Regions from separate parts of the Homo sapiens genome. Here region 2 is linked to region 1. Evidence: chromatin contacts called from ENCODE Hi-C or POLR2A ChIA-PET data. All regions are on one chromosome and are shown on one strand. The core of a region is the stretch at or near the end of the contact, and the rest is flanking DNA. Distances in the headings are between cores, read along the strand shown.

Region 1 (7,813 bases), core at 2,959-5,458:
CATTGAATCACAGGGTGAGAAAACCACGCATTTCAGCTCTTGCTTGGCCTTTGAAGACGACATAGGAAGTCTCTGCTGGTGCTAGTTGTCTTGAGCTTCTCTTTGACACCCTTTCCTAATGCAAACAGAGTGGGCCTCAGCATGGGAGCTTCTGCAGGTGACTCTGCTAAAAGGTTACTAACACTGTATAGTGGTGTTCCATCCATTTAAAAAATATACTTTAATTTTTAGAGTAGTTTTAGGTACACAGTAAAATTAGGTGGGAAGTGCAAAGATTTCTCATTTACCTCCTGCCCCCACCTACACACAACCTCCTCCATTATCAAGATTCCCCCTAGGGTGGTACATTTGTTGTAATTGATGACCTGACATTGACAGATGGATGACATATAGTTTGCATTAGGGCTCACCCTTGGTGTCATACATTCTATGGGTTTGGACAAATGCAAAATCACATATATCCCCCATTACAAGATCCTACAGAACACTCTCACTGACCTAAAAATCCTCTGGGCTCTGCCATTCATCCTTCCATCCCTGTAGTCCCTGGCAATCACTGGTCTTTTTATTGTCCCCATAATTTTGCCTTTTTCAAAATGTCATACAGTTGGAATCACACAATACAAAGCCTCTTCAGATTGGCTTCTTTCACTTAGCAATGTGAGTTTCTGTCTTCTCCACTGTCTTTTCATGATTGGATAGCTAATCTTTGTTTCATCTATTTTTAAGGTTATGCACCAGTTAAGGGAAGTGGTATAAGTTTTCCGTGTATAGGAGTGATATATAGTTTTCATGTTCTTTGATTTGAAAATTAACTTCCTTTAAATATATAATTGCTTTGTTTATTTTTGGCCAGATAGGACACTCACTCAGCTCAAAAATCAATGTAAATCAAAAGGTTTGTATTGAAAACTCTGCCTGCCATCTGTCTCCTGCCACCCAGCTCCTACCCACACTGTGTTACCACTGACTTCTGTTCATCCTTCCAAAGAGTTTATGCAAATACAACCTGTTATAAATATATGTTCTCCCTCAACAGTTTTCTACACAAATGGTAGCATACTTTATGAACTGTTCTGTATCTTTTTGGCATAACAGTATACCCTGGTGATCATTCCCTATCTGTATATTTCCTCATTCTTTTTTTCTGCTGTATAGAATTCCATTTTCTGGATGTACCACAGTTCATTCAACCATCCCCTACTAATGGACACTTAAGGTGCTGTGGTCTTTGATGCTGTAAACAGAGTAGCTGGGAATAGCTTGTACTTACATCGACCCACATGCATAGGAGCATATCTGGGAAGTGGCGTTGCTAAGTAAAAGAGAACATTAACTTCTAATTTTGGCAGACATTGTCAAATTGCCCTCCCTAAGGAAGTCATAGTTTTTTAATTGTTAAATGGTCTTATTATTTGTAGATCGACAGAAAAGAAATGAGTCAACGATGGTGCAGGTGATCTGTGCAGTGCTGTGCAGGGGATGGGTCAAAGCTGTGATGCTGGCATGCAACTAACTCACCATTGTGAGCCAATCACAAAAGCAGAAACTTGGCCAAGCTGGTATCTTTCTAGAAACAAACTTCAGATGTTTACATCTGTAACAAAGACAAACTTCAGATGTTTAATTTTTATTTATTTATTTATTTAGTTTTATACTTTAAGTTTTAGGGTACATGTGCACAATGTGCAGGTTAGTTACATATGTATACATGTGCCATGCTGGTGCGCTGCACCCACTAACTCGTCATCTAGCATTAGGTATATCTCCCAATGCTATCCCTCCCCGCTCCCGCCACCCCACAACAGTCCCCAGAGTGTGATGTTCCCCTTCCTGTGTCCATGTGTTCTCATTGTTCAATTCCCACCTATGAGTGAGAACATGCAGTGTTTGGTTTTTTGTTCTTGCGATAGTTTACTGAGAATGATGATTTCCAATTTCATCCATGTCCCTACAAAGGACATGAACTCATCATTTTTTATGGCTGCATAGTATTCCATGGTGTATATGTGCCACATTTTCTTAATCCAGTCTATCATTGTTGGACATTTGGGTTGGTTCCAAGTCTTTGCTATTGTGAATAATGCCGCAATAAACATATGTGTGCATGTGTCTTTATAGCAGCATGATTTATAGTCCTTTGGGTATATTCCTCAGGGATCTAGAACTAGAAATACCATTTGACCCAGATGTTTAATTTTTAAATGGACCAGTAGAAGTGGAAAGGAGGGACATGTATGTCTATACTCTGGGAGAGATGACAGATGCCCTCATTTGCCCCCAAATTGGTGCATGAGGGCAGGGCTGGGGTTGGGCTTTGGGTGCTGCATCTTGCACCCCTTAATGGGTGTGAAGGGTCCCAGGTGCTCAGGTGGGGCTGGCCACGTCTCCAGGGGACTTCTGTTTCCTGCTTGTCTTGCTGGAGGCCGGCTGCTTTGTCTTCTTCAATTCCTTGACATTCCTGATATTAAGCCCCTTCTTGGGCCAGTGTGAGTGGGCTTCCTCCCTTCTAAAGATCAGCCCGCCCTGAGACACTCGCTGTTTCTCCCTAGGTGGAAGCACCCTCAGTGGGTGATGCTAGAAATACCTGCCCGTCATTTCTACTTCTACTGGTCCCATTTTAAAAATTAAAAATCTGAAGTTTGTCTTTATTACCTTTCTAGAAAGGGACCAGCTTGACGAAGCTTCTGCTTTTGTGACTGTCTCCTAATGGTGAGTATTGAGAATTTCTTCTTATAGTCGCAGCAGTGAAAAGGAACTTTTCATCCAAAAATTACAAAACAGATTTATGTTGAAAATAATGAGAACTTTGTTGGTGCCCTGGAAAAATATTTGAGAGAAGCAGAGAGTGATTCCTTTTATTGGGCCAGAGTGTAAAATTCAGCTCATTGGTCTCAAGGGAAGAAAAAGTTCTTTTCTTCAGTTGGCAATTTGTTTTCAACAAAAGATTTGGAATGCCTTTTTCTTTTCTTTTCTTTTCTTTTCTTTTCTTTTCTTTTCTTTTTAATAAAGGAAGGATATAGTTAGTTGACCAGGAATTAGCTAGGGATTAAGAATTGGTTGGCTTGGCAATATTTCTACCTGCTTGCTGTGCATATACTTGAATTAACAACGGTCAATAATCAAAAGGGCATTAGAATGTGAGTTGGGCTGTGGAGGGACCACCCCAAATCTACTTCTCTGTAGTATTGAACCCAGGGGCCTCACTTTGCTTCGCTGCAATTCTGTGGTTTTTAATTTATCATTTCCAGGATCTGGGGGTTTCTTCAAGCTCCCAGACTTGCTCAGGCACATTGCAAATAGCCATGATTTGAGATGATTTTCTTTAATGCTGAAGCAGATGAAGAACCCAGGTTCTTTTTAGTGGCAAGGCTTGTTTATCAGCAGCTATACAGCTATGGGCACAGACACAGGTAAACAGCACAGATGCTGGGAGAGGGCTGGCATCTGACCGTGACCATCACGCCCATGTGACAAAGGATGTCACCACAGTGAACAGTTCTGACCACAGTGGCTTTTCACCTGCTTCGTTAAATTTAACTCACACCGGCTCAGAGGACAATTTGATTCATTCTGTATCTCAGCAGAAACCAGAGCACCTCAGAAGATCAAGGCTTCCAAATTCTCCTGGGGGAACAGACGTCAGCCATTCAGCACAAAGGAAACTTCCTTCTCTGTATGTCAGAGGAAGACATAATTGTGCCATTTCCTTCTTGAAGAAGTTTACAAACATTTGCAAGTTGTCAAAAATAATTAGTCTAAAATTGTTTCATAAACCGTGGAATGAAACAGGACGTGCCTTGTTGAGATCAAAGGGCTTCTGTTACCTTCTTGTAAACTCAAATGAAATTCTTTTGAAAGTAAACTCTTGGAATTAGCAGTGGTTTTTGTGGCACATGTATGGCAGGGGGAGGGGAGCAGAATGATTCAGATAGCAGAGTCCAGGGGAGAGCCGGGAGGAGTAAAGCCCTGTCCACAGAGAATGGGAATGGGTCTTGAACAGCCATGGTGATCTGTGCCAGTGGGCACAGGACTTCTTCAACGGGAAGCTCAGGCATTCAGGAAACACTCATTTCGGTGATCTTGAACTTGCAAGAGTGAGAGTGGGCATGGACACTCACAGTTCTACAAACAAAGTAAGAACTGGGGCTTGTGAGTCAGTCAGACTGAGTTTCCATTCCAGCACCGCCGGCTCCTACAAGCAGGCCCTGGAGAAGCCACTTCACCTCCGCGTCTCAGGCCACTCACCTCCAAAGACAGATGCAAACTCCGCCTCCCTCCTCGGTGAGAGGTAAGTGAGGTGTTGCCTGTGGGGGGCTCAGTTCAGTGCCCAGCCCCGAATAAGCTCTGGGGAATGGCCGCTCTGATACTTATGATTGTTCCTCATTATTAGGATGGAAACAAGCAGGCATTTACCGAGGGCTTATCGGTGGCAGATGCTAGAGGGGGCCTGGGACCTCGTTGAGAAATGCAGAGGTGTGCATCCTCTCCCTCAGGGGAGGTTGGATAGGAGTCCAGCTCCTAACATAACCGCACGGGGCATCAGCCCCACGGAATGCAGCTGTTGTGTGGCCAGGTCCTTTGGGCACGGTGCCCATAGAACTGAGCCTGGTGGCCTGGTGAGCAAGTGGGAGGGCATGTGAAGGCGGTGGTGAGAAAGCAGAAGCCTGGGGGGCTCCTGTGAGCCCTGCTTGAAGGGTCAGTAGGGGAGAAAGTGAGATGGTGGAGATGGTGAAGAGTTGCTTGTTGAGAGGAAGCAGATAAAACGGAGCTAAATAGCTGCAGTTTTCCCTCTGTCTGTGTGTGTATATCTGTGTGTCCTGCCCTTCCAAGGAGGAGAGAGAGGACAAGCAGGGATGAGAGGAGAGAATCAGGCTGGACTGTCAGTCTTTTCTCCCCTGGAGACCTTCAGGGTAGCAGGCTACAGGCCTGAAGCTGGCCTGAGGCCCTGGCTGTAGGACACGCTGTGTGGAGGAGAGCAGGTAGGGGAGAGAAACAGCATCTCTCCTATGTGTGCTGCCATGCAGGGGCCCTCAGAGAGGGCGCTTGGGAGACAGAAGCATCCCACACCACTCTCAGGTTGCAAGGACCCTGCTGAGAAGGGAAAGGTGGCCCCTGACAAGCACAGGTGGACACAGCCTGCACACAGTGGCCTGTCCTCCCCACATTGCATTACTCTGTCTGCTGGAGTCATGGCTCAGTGAGCTAAGGGCAGGGATGTACATTTCTGACCCTGTAAATCATATATTTGCTGTCACACAGGGCAACATTTATCCTTTTAATACAGAGTCTATCCCTTTCTCAATTAAACAATAATACTTTTTACCAGATTTAGACAAACTTCATCTGCTGAGTCATCAGATATTTACAGAACACTTACTCTGTGCTGGGTCCTCTGTGAGGTGCAGAGAGGAGAGCGGTGAGGAAGCGAGTCCCTGCTGCCCTCATGGGGCTCACAGTGCAAACTCCAGCTTGCAGGCCAAATCTGGCCCACTGCCTGATACTGTAAATAAAGTTTTATTGGCACACGGCCACACCCACTTGCTTATATAGTCTCTGTGGCAGCTTTCAGGCTGCAGTGGCAGAGTTTAGCAGGTCTGACAGCGATCATCTGGCCCACAAAGCCAGAAACAATTACTCTCTGGTCCTTTACAGAAAAAGTTTGCTGGCCCCTGGTCTACACCTCCCCTGTCCAAAAGAAATATAAAATGAGTTATGTGCCTAAGTTGATGTTTTCTAGTAGCCACATTAAAAAAAATAGAATGAAACCAGTAATGCTAGTTTCATTAATATTTATGTAACCCGATATGTCCAAAATATTATCATTTCAACATATCATCAATATAAGAATATAAATGAGTTATTTTGCTTTTTTTGTAAACTCTTAGAAATCTGATGTGGATTTTACACTTAAAGTCGATCTCAGTTGGGATAAGTCCCATTTCAAGAACGCAGTGGCACATGTGGTGGGTTTCTGCTAGGGCAGAGCTCAGAGGAGGGCCATTATATAAATCACTGCACACATGGGACCCCCAGTGAGGAACTTGGACACATACTGAGAGCCTAGAGTAGGCCCGGCACCAGGTACTCATCGCCCTGGAATTCTGTGGAGTAGGGGCGAGTGTCCTTCTGATTTTCTCATGAGGAAGCAGAGGCGTAAAGAGGTTTAAAAGCCTGTCCCAGGAGAAGCAGGGGCCAGCTGGGGGGCATAGAAAGGGAGCTGGGACCCAGCTTGAGGAGGTGGGGAGGCCTCCGGGGTAGTAGCATCATTCTTTCCAACCATAAAACATGCAGCCTGGGCTTCCTTCTTGAAGTTGTAGGTCCTGGAGCGTATTCACTTTGCATAGAGATCATTTGAAAAATGAAAATGAAAAGCAAATTGCATCCACGGTGTGCCTTCATGTACTCATCATTGTTTTAAAGCAGGGAGAAACAAGCTGTGGCCTCTTCATGTTCACTCACAGATGCTGCAGGTGGCTTAACTAGCAGAGTGGAGTGGCTCTTCAAGCCGCTAAACCAGCCACTACTTGCATTCAAGGAAGGTATTTCGATGGATTGAAAGCATTTTCTAAATCACTAAGGTTTGCTTTTCAAGTAGCAGAAAGCTTACCCCCGATTGCTTCAAACCATTAATACGCTGGGAAAAAATGTGTGTGAGCCACCGTAGCAGGCACGTTGTACTCTCCCCATTCCTCTGTCTGACAGCCGGTGTGAGTTAGTGCTCATCAAGTAACCCATATGGTTGCAGAATCCACCCATGGTCAGCACTGACCCTGAACCGGGAGCTGGACACATTGGTCTAGTCCGGGTGGGTTGCACAGCCCTGCGCTCAGAAGGGCCCTGCACTCCACTGAATTCTCTGCAGTTCTGACCTGAGATGCTCAGCACCTTTTCAACAAGGACCCACATTTTCATTCTGCTCTGGGATGGCAAGTTCTGTAGCAGGTCCTGCATCCAGTCTGTCCTGCTGCCCCTCACTGGTGGGGTCACTTTGGGCACCATGTCCAGCTTGTCACACCTCAGATGAGAACCACACAGTGCTGGGTGTTGTGAGCACTTGTGGAAGTGACAGGAAGGGCTTGGTGTGGTCCTTAGTGCACAGCAAACAGCTGGGAAGTGGTGAGGGCATGATGACACATGGTCCGCCTTGGAGTATGGCACTGAAGGGGGAGCTGGGCTGAGATGCTGTGTTAGTCTGGTTTTCACTGCTATAAAGGCGAACCTGAGGCGGGGTAATTTATAAAGAGAAGAGGTTTATTTGGCTCACAGTTCTGCAGGCCGTACAGGAAGCATGCCACTGACATTTGCTTCTGGTGAGGCCTCAGAAAGTTTACAATCATGGTGAAAGGAAAAGGGGAGCAGGTGTGTCCCATGTGAGAGGGAGAGCAGGAGAGAGAGAAGGAGGTGCCAGGCTCCCTGAAACAAACAGCTCTCACTCACGCGAACTAACAGTGAGAATTCATTCATTACCGTGGGGGAGGTCACCAAGCCATTCATGAGGGAGCTGCTTTCATGACCCAAACACCTCCCACCAGGCCCCACCGCCAACACTGGGGATCACATTTCAACATGAGATTTGGAAAGGACTCACAATCCAAACCATGTCAGATGGGCTCTCCATGCCAGACTCCTCACCAGCCCAAACCAGGCCCCAGCTCAGCCAGGCTGATTCTCCCTCTGGCCCTGAAGGACTCTGATTGCTTTACCCACTCCCACCTCCAGAATGCCACTGCAGCCTCTACCCTCTGCCTGGGGATTTTTCAAGATCTCTACCACTCACCGGCAACATTTGCACAACAGACGATTTCCTTTG
Region 2 (7,813 bases), core at 3,970-6,469, 46 kb before region 1:
GAAGCGTCAGGGAGAGCTGGTGATTAATCACCAGGCACAGTGGCATGGATCCCCTGTGTAATTATCCCTATTGCCCTCAGAGCCGATTATGCTTCCAAAGGGTAGCGGCTTTCGGAAGGAGGTGAGTGCAGGCTGGCCCCTTTGCTCACACCAGTCCTGCTAACTGGGGCTAATGATGATAATGATGACAGCTTGGATTGACAGCACACCTGCCATGTTCCTGTTGCGTTACATCCACTATCTCCAGCCTCCCTACCGTCTAGCATGTGCCACCTTCAAGGTCTTGGCCGTGTTCTTCTAACGCTGATACTGTTATTTACTTCAGTTTTTTCTTTAAATCAACTCAATTTTTTATTTAAATGTATTTTTAAAGTGGGGTACAAAAAATTAGAAAGAATGAATAAGACCTACTATTTGATAGCACAACAGGGTGACTATAGTTAATAATAACTTAATTGTACATTTAAAAATAACTAATCAAGTATAATTGGATTGTTTGCAACACAAAGGATAAATGCTTAGGGGATGAATATCCCCATTCTCCATGATGTAATTACTATGCATTGCACACCTGGATCAAAACATTTCATGAACCCTATAAATATATATACCTACTATGTACCCCCAAAAATTAAAAATTAAATAAATTAAAAAATAAAAAAGTAAGATTTCCAACTCTCTTCCAAGTAGAAAACTAGTAAGGCTTTCTAAGAATGGAAAGAAACCATACAAAATATGACATAAAACATACAACTAAATGCTGGTTGGTAGTATTGCCTGTGAGGACCCAGCTGAGCCCTGCACCCTCTTTATTATGATGGGGTCTTTAATAGAGGTGAGTGCTGACCTGAGACTTTTTATGTAACCAGAGAAATAGAAGGGCAGTTAGAAAAAATAAAGCACTTCTCATCATGTCTCTACTGGTATACCTCAAAAAATCACCAAGGTCTGTGTCTCAGGCATCAGGGGTGTTCATGTATTTGACTTCCCATACTTCTCACTCCTCAAGTTGGGCTCTGTTACGTCCATTTCAGAGTTGAAGAAACAGAGCCAAAAAGAGGTTGCAGAGAGAGGATGTTCAAGAAGGGGGATTCCAGCCCAGGCTCTGGAGATAGACCATCATTGTTCTGTACTAGATGCCATGTGCCAAGTTCTGAGCTTGGCACTTCACCTTCATTACCTTGTTCTATCCACATTCCTGCCCTGTGGAACTGTTATGGTTTTCATTTTATGGGGGACACAGAGGCTCAGTGGGGTGCAGAGATGGTCCCAAGCTCTCCTGGCAGTAAAACAAAAGCAGAGTTCTTGACCAGGGCACGGGGTGCTGCAGAGGACACACATTCCCACTCTCAGATGCTGCTTGTTCTCTCCACAACCAGCTGTGGGGCAGCTGCTTTGCCAGGGGCCCTGAGTGTCGGCAACAGCCAGAATAACAGGGAAGCAGAGAGGGAGTTTGCTGGAAGGGCTTGGGGGAATGCACAAATGTAGGGCAGAAGCTGGAGAAATGGACCTAGAAAGAACCAGAGCCTAGGCACTCTGGTGTCCGGGAGGCCTCAGGGCTGTGGCCAGAAGACATAGGCACCTTTTCTACTCTTTTGGGGGTCTTCTCCTCAAAGGTGGGGACCTTGAGCAAGAGGGTCCAGTGGATCTGCTCAGGTTACGTGCCTCCCCTCTGGGCAGGGTGAGATCCTTGTTTGGAGAGTCCCACCCAGCAGGATTCACACAATAGGAAGTTGGGGCGGGGGGATCAGGGTGCTATCATAAAGGGTAAGAAGGCTAAGACTAACCTCCGAACATGCAGAAGTTACCCACTATATGCCAGTTGGCCCTGTGCCAGGGGGCCTTCTATCATACTATCCTGTAGAGGTAACAAGAAGTCCCAGCCTCAAAAAGGGGCTGGCAGGCTGGGTCCTAGTTCTTCTTTGCCATGGCTCCAGCATGGACTTATACCCTGGATTGGTTGTCTCATTTCAAAGCAGGGAAAGATCTCTGAGAGCTTTGCCCAGCTCCCTGGATGCTCTGCTCCAGGTGATCTTGGCACCCTCTTCTGGGTCTGGCACCCACACACTGGCACACCTTCCATGACCCTGAGGCTCATGCAGCCTCCAGACTCACCTACCAGTTCTCTTCCTGGGATTCTCAGCTTTCTAGCATACCCTCTTCCAGAGGTGGGAGACCTCCAGTTAAAAACAAAATTGTACACAACCGCAGCCTCATTTCCATTGTTTAAGAAATTAATTATCTTGGTGTATCTTTTCCAATAACAGCTTTCATTAAATTAAACCCAAGGCATTTATATTCCCTGGGAATAACAGGCTGCTTATATATGGCGGGAATGTGCTGGAATTTCTTTAGAAATCAGCACATTGGCTATTGAGGACTAGCTGGTGATCACAGGTATAGGTTTTGAAGTTAGATTGTCAGGATTAAAATCCAGGCTCTGCCATTGCTGGCTGTGTGGTCTTGAGCAAGTTACATTACCTCTCTGTGTCTCGGCTTGCCCATCTGTGCAATTTGGACAGTAAGAGTTCCTATCTCCCAGGCTTGTGGTAAGGATTAAACACGTTCATGTAATGATCAACAAGGTTAACTATGAACATGCTCACAAAGACACACATGGGCTCTTCTGGCGCAATAGGGACGTGGCCTGGAAGCTCACTGCCACGTGGCATTTGGGACCACAAGGGATCAGACCTCATCGTCTGTGCACAGATAGACAAGATCATAAAGAGGAAAAATTAGCATCGGGAAACTGGTTATTTATTTAAGATTGAAAGCGGGAGAAATCTGCCCTGGACATCTTCCCCTCTCCTCTGTTTGTTTTGTCTGCCAAACAGAGGCAGTACCCCCTCTCCACTCTATTTATTAATTGAGTAAACTCCGTGATCCTAAATGCAAACAAACATGGGGCCAGCACAAACAAGCACGTGCTTCCTGTACGCGCCACTTCTGAGTAGCAGCCCGAGCAACAGGTGGACTGGCTGGGAGACAGAAACGGCTGCAGAAGGCGCCTCCAGGATTTGGCGTGAGAGCCCTGCAAGGTCAGCCCATGTGCTCCTTCTTTGTTAGATTGTTTGTTCATTCATTTGTTTATTCATTCCTTTATTCAAGTGTTTAGTGAGAACTTCCATGTGGAAGACAAAGACCTAGCTCACAAGGGGTGCATGGTCTAGGGAGCTAGGTGTGGACAAAGAGCCACGTAGGATGTCAGTGCTGAGATGTGGCAGCCACGGGGAGCTATGGAAGGGGGCAGAAAGAAGACCCCAGAGCTCAGGGAAGGCCTGCAGGGCAAGTAGGGAGTTGTCAGCCCAGCAAAGAGCCAAGAGTGTGAGGAGAAGGTCTGCCAGCGCCTGAAGGGGAGAAGCCATGGTTCACCAGCTTCAAGAGTTGATACAGTTGAAAGCATCATCTCTCCATGGCCAACATCCTGGGCTGTGGCTTTAATTTGGGCATAGTGTGTGCCTGCAAAACCTCGGCTGTATTCAACCTAGTCTGCCATTGATGGAGTGAGAACTGCCCCCAAATTATTTACATTCAAATTTGGAAGCAACTGAAACCCAACAGTAGGAGATTCATTACAGTAATTCCATGGAAATGGAATAATACGCTGTCGTTAAAAGTGTTCAAATCTTTTATGGTTATGATAAATCTAATAATAAAATCGAGACAATATTAGAATATATATTTTAACATTTTCCTAGTTTTGTGAAAAAAGCCCCAAATATCTGTATGAGCCTAGATAAATGACAAGAAAGGAAAACAGTAAGATTTTTATAATGGTTATTGCTCAATGGTTGGATTTTTAAAAATACTCTTCTATAATTTCTAAATTTTATGCCCTGAGGATGTATTACCTCCATAGTCAGAAAAATTATGAAAGGTATTTAAAACCCAAACTGGCTTTGGGCATGCAGAATGCTTGGTTATTTCTGAAGTATAAAAATAACTCCCCCTCTGTCCCATCAGCACGCGTGTTGCAGGGAGTCTGACGTTGCTCGCTAAGTCTCTTTGGTCGTTTCATACTAATGCCCTTTGCTCCCCTGATTATCTCTCTGAGGTTGGGGCCGGGGGATGGGGGTGTGCTAGGCCTCCTGGATGTCTGTCTGCTGCCAAAACATCCTCTCCTGTCTCTGTCTCATTGGTGCATTTTGATGAACCTGTATTGCCTGGTCACTGCGCGCTAACCACCAAATTATGAAACATTTGTGCTGCAAGGGAGCTGAGAGATCCTTAAACTCAATGAACCATTAGGCATAAGACACACACACACACATACACACGTGAATACACACAAACACACAAACAGCTTGGCTGCTCTGGGTGAAGCATGTGTGTGTTTGGGGGAAATTTCCTTCCCCACCCGTGGTCGTCCATTTGCCCATGAGCAGCTTCCGAGGCAGGTCCGTGGACCCCAACGCTGTGTAACACCGTGTGAAAAACACAAAGGCTTGCAGCCCTCTCACTGCAGACGTGGGAACACGACTCTGTTTAAAACCCTTCAAAGCCCGCCTTCTTGCCGTGTGATGCTGCCTGGGCCAGCAGGGCAGGTCACCACGCTGTCTCTTCAAAGCAGCTCGCTCATGCCCACAGCGCTGGGCACAAGGGCAGCCACGAGCTGTTTGATTTCTGCGTCCCCAGCAGATGGCTTGGTGCACAGGGGCAGGGCTCGTCTGTCCCTCTCACTGCTGCGTCCCAGGCTATGTCTCCACCATGTAACTTCAGACAAGTTCCTCAGCGTCTCTGTGTCCTGGTTCCCTCATTTGTAACATCAGGATATTGATAAGGATCATAGTAATAGGGATGTCCTTATGGGGCCTCATGAAAATGAAGAGTTCTCTGTGATGTGCCTGGAACCACAGAGGGCAGCAAGTGGGAGCCACAGAAAGTCATCTCTTTATCATAGTTGTCATTGGTAACTATGACGGTTATCAAGGGCAGGGGTCTCCCACCTTCTGCATCCAGGCCTTGTCATTCCTTATAAAATTTTCTCCTTTCAAGGACTTTCAATGCCCTGAAAACGGAATGCTCCTCCCTGCTCCCCATCAGCTGCTGCAGAGCCCTGAACCCCTTGAACTTGCCTTGCTTAGTTCTTTCAGGGGCTGCCTTGGATGCCACCTCACTTCCCTCTTCTTGGCTCTGTGGCTGTCAGAGGGGCTGGGCACTGGGTTACTTCATCAGTTCCTGGGTGTTGATCGGCAGGAAACAGTGGTTTCCTGTTCATATCCTGCCTGAGCCTGGGCCGGGTGGAGGTGTCCTGCATGGAGTCTTGTGAAATCGCGTGGACTGCAACACCCAGCAGCGCGGTGAGTCCACCCTGAAATCCACAGTGACCCACGCGGCATGTGCTGGGAATTGAACGCTTGGGGAAAGAGCTGGGCTCCAGCGGATCAGCCCCGACCAAGTCGTTCCCACAGCTCAGGACCGGACGCTACAAGCCCACTTTGTAGCAGTTTGGCGGACGGCAAACTTTTGCAACACAGTGCAAAAACCATTTAACACCTTTAAGGGAATTGGAAATGGGTTTTTCATGTGTGGTGGTGCTGAAAATTGAGAATAATGACAGAATTATTAAAAACAGCCTTCTCGGCCTTAGACTCTTAATTGCCTCTGGTCTGTAAAACTGACAAATAAGCACTGTAGAAGCCACAGATGAAATATGTCGTCTTGGGAGCCCTGGAGAATTGTCTCTGAATTCTTTTGTTTATGGATTGTAGAAACTGCTTTGGGGGTAGTTGGATGTAGAAGCAGAAGGACAGAGTGGGGAGCTGGGAGCAGGAGGCCTGGGTTTGTCTCCTGAGTCTGTTTCCACTGGGGCCTGAGGCTCCCGTGTGAGGGAACATGAATGGGCCAGGCACATGGGCCCTGTGGGGTGACAGAGCTGTGGGCTCCATGGTGGCTCTGTGGGCAGCTAGCTTGGGGATGGCTGAGATAAAGACAAGTAGTTTTCCTTCCTGCAGGACTTCTCAGAGCCTTTAGTGTGGTTATAATGATAGAAAACAGTATTAAGTCCATACCCTGAACCAGAAACAATGCTAAAAGCTTTGCACTTGGCCTTTTTTTTTCTTTTTCTTTTATCAACATGTGTGAGGACGGAAGCTTAGGCTTACAGATATGGACTCATTGAGAGTGAGTGGACGTGTCTGATCTTTAACCCAGTTCTGTCTGACCAAAAAGCCTGTGCTCTAACCACTGTGCACCCCTGCCTGTCTGTCCTGTTGAGAGAACTGTAGGGAAAGCCTTGAGATTATGTATCCAGTGCTCCCCTCCTCCTGATTGGAAGATGGCAGCTCAGAAGGTTAGGGTGCCTTCTCCTGTCCTCCGAGTGGTTAGATGCACGTGTCCTCTTCTGTCCTCTGCTCTTCCCACATCCCTCTCTCTCTGGTGCTCTGGTGGAGCCCCTGGGATCAGGGGTCACAGGAGCACCTGGGCCATTTGCATGGTTGTTGGTAAAGGGTGTTCCCCCACCCCCCATTAAGGTGCCTGCCATCAAAGTGCCTTATTGCTTGAGTTCCAATCTCGGCTTCACAACTCTGTAGCTGTGTGACTTTGCACAATGTACTGAGCCTCTCTGTGCCTGAACATCCTTGTTTGTAGATAGTAAAGATAATTGTCCCTTACTCCTAGGTTTCACATTGAGTGTTTAGCAAGTTAACGTTTGTAACGTGTGAAGTCATAAGATGCAGGACTGGATGACTGCCCTACCCACAAGAGGCCTAGGATCTTCCCAAGTTGCACTACTTATGGGACAGGTCTGCCAAGCAGCCCTTGTGAAGATAAAGGTGGTGATGAGTTCCTCCCACAAAACAAGAGCCTCAGAGAGACTGGAAAATAACCCCCGGTGCCTTTTATCAACTGGCCAGCAGATGGCAGAAGCAAGCCAGGAACAGAGCTTGTGTGCGGCGGCTGTGGCAGCTACCTTTGAAAATCCCGTGGTGTTTGGTGGTCGTATTAAGAGATCTCTGGTGTAGGAGCATCCTTCATTCTAAGCAGGATTCTGAACAAACTCAGAACTGGCTTTGTGGCTGGTACCGAGGACCCAGGGGTCACGGCTGCTCCCAGTGGGTGCTGATGCCCATTTGTTTGTGCAAGTTGGTCCCCTGTAGGGAGGACAGATGGTCTGTCTCGGACTTTCTGGCCTGTGCACCAAGGCCCAGGGATGGAAGTGGGGCAGCATGTCCCCATCATTAAATAGGGCGTTCTTGATAATAATCCCATAAGGCCTAATGTGATGGGTGTGGTCAATCATTCATTCATTCTGTGAGGATTCAGTGAGCAGCTACTCCATGCCTCTAGGCTCTGAGGACGCAGCATGAGAAACACACGGAAGGCCCACGATGACCAGGGAGCTCGCCTTCCAGGGAGAGAGGAGAAAAATAAATGGTAGGGAGTTAAACACGACAAAGTAGAAAAGGGCCAGCTGCAAGAATGAAATTAAATAGGAGGCTGGTGGCAGGGGGGCAGGGAAGCCTGAAGCACCTGACTGCCCAGAACAAGCCGCACCTGTGAGGAGCTGGGAAGGGCACTCCAGGCAGAGGGAGCACCAGAGCAAACCCTGGGAGGGGGATGAGCCTCTTGTTGAAGAACTAGAAGGAGGCCAATGTGGCTGAGCAGAACACATGAGGCGGAAGGAGGAAGTGAGGGGCCCTGGGCCTGGCCACCAACCGGCAGATCAGGGGTGAGGACTCCACTTGGGAGAGTGTGAATGGCCCAGTGTGAATGACAAAGCAGTTTCATGCAGCTCAGCCTGTCTGGCTAAGTGCGCAGCCCTGAGGATTGGGCTCTGAGCGTTGCAGCCCTTCTGAGTCTGTGGGCC

What was found. Hi-C counts contacts between places; a loop is a spot of excess contacts on that map. ChIA-PET counts read pairs that join two places held with the same protein, here RNA polymerase II (POLR2A). Pooled maps may share reads with other maps.
Region 2: a loop to region 1 is called in a map of CD14-positive monocyte, with 2.3 times the contacts of the local background. The contact joins the promoter of LINC02910 here to the enhancer-like site in region 1. A Hi-C loop is called at or near these places in 5 of 168 maps with a recorded cell type or tissue (CD14-positive monocyte, aorta and gastrocnemius medialis) and 7 of 50 pooled maps. POLR2A ChIA-PET finds 5 or more read pairs at or near these places in 2 of 52 experiments (activated T-cell and common myeloid progenitor, CD34-positive).

What each region holds. Positions count from the first base shown.
Region 1 is chr20:60,097,508-60,105,320 of GRCh38, forward strand. LOC729296 (a long non-coding RNA gene) reads left to right here. Exons shown (of 5, transcript NR_109918.1): 3 at 1,422-1,456; 4 at 2,664-2,712; 5 at 3,585-3,880. Among named protein-coding and RNA genes, the nearest start is that of MIR646HG, 37 kb to the right of the region's middle. RefSeq lists a silencer at 4,991-5,146. Within about 2 kb of position 4,209, at least 2 of the 41 ENCODE cell types and tissues checked have a DNase peak (open chromatin) inside an H3K27ac peak, as active enhancers do.
Region 2 is chr20:60,050,706-60,058,518 of GRCh38, forward strand. It overlaps LINC02910 (long intergenic non-protein coding RNA 2910), which reads left to right and starts at 5,220. Exons shown (of 4, transcript NR_161293.1): 1 at 5,220-5,303. RefSeq lists enhancers at 6,908-6,957, 6,968-7,147, 7,243-7,813, 7,751-7,813.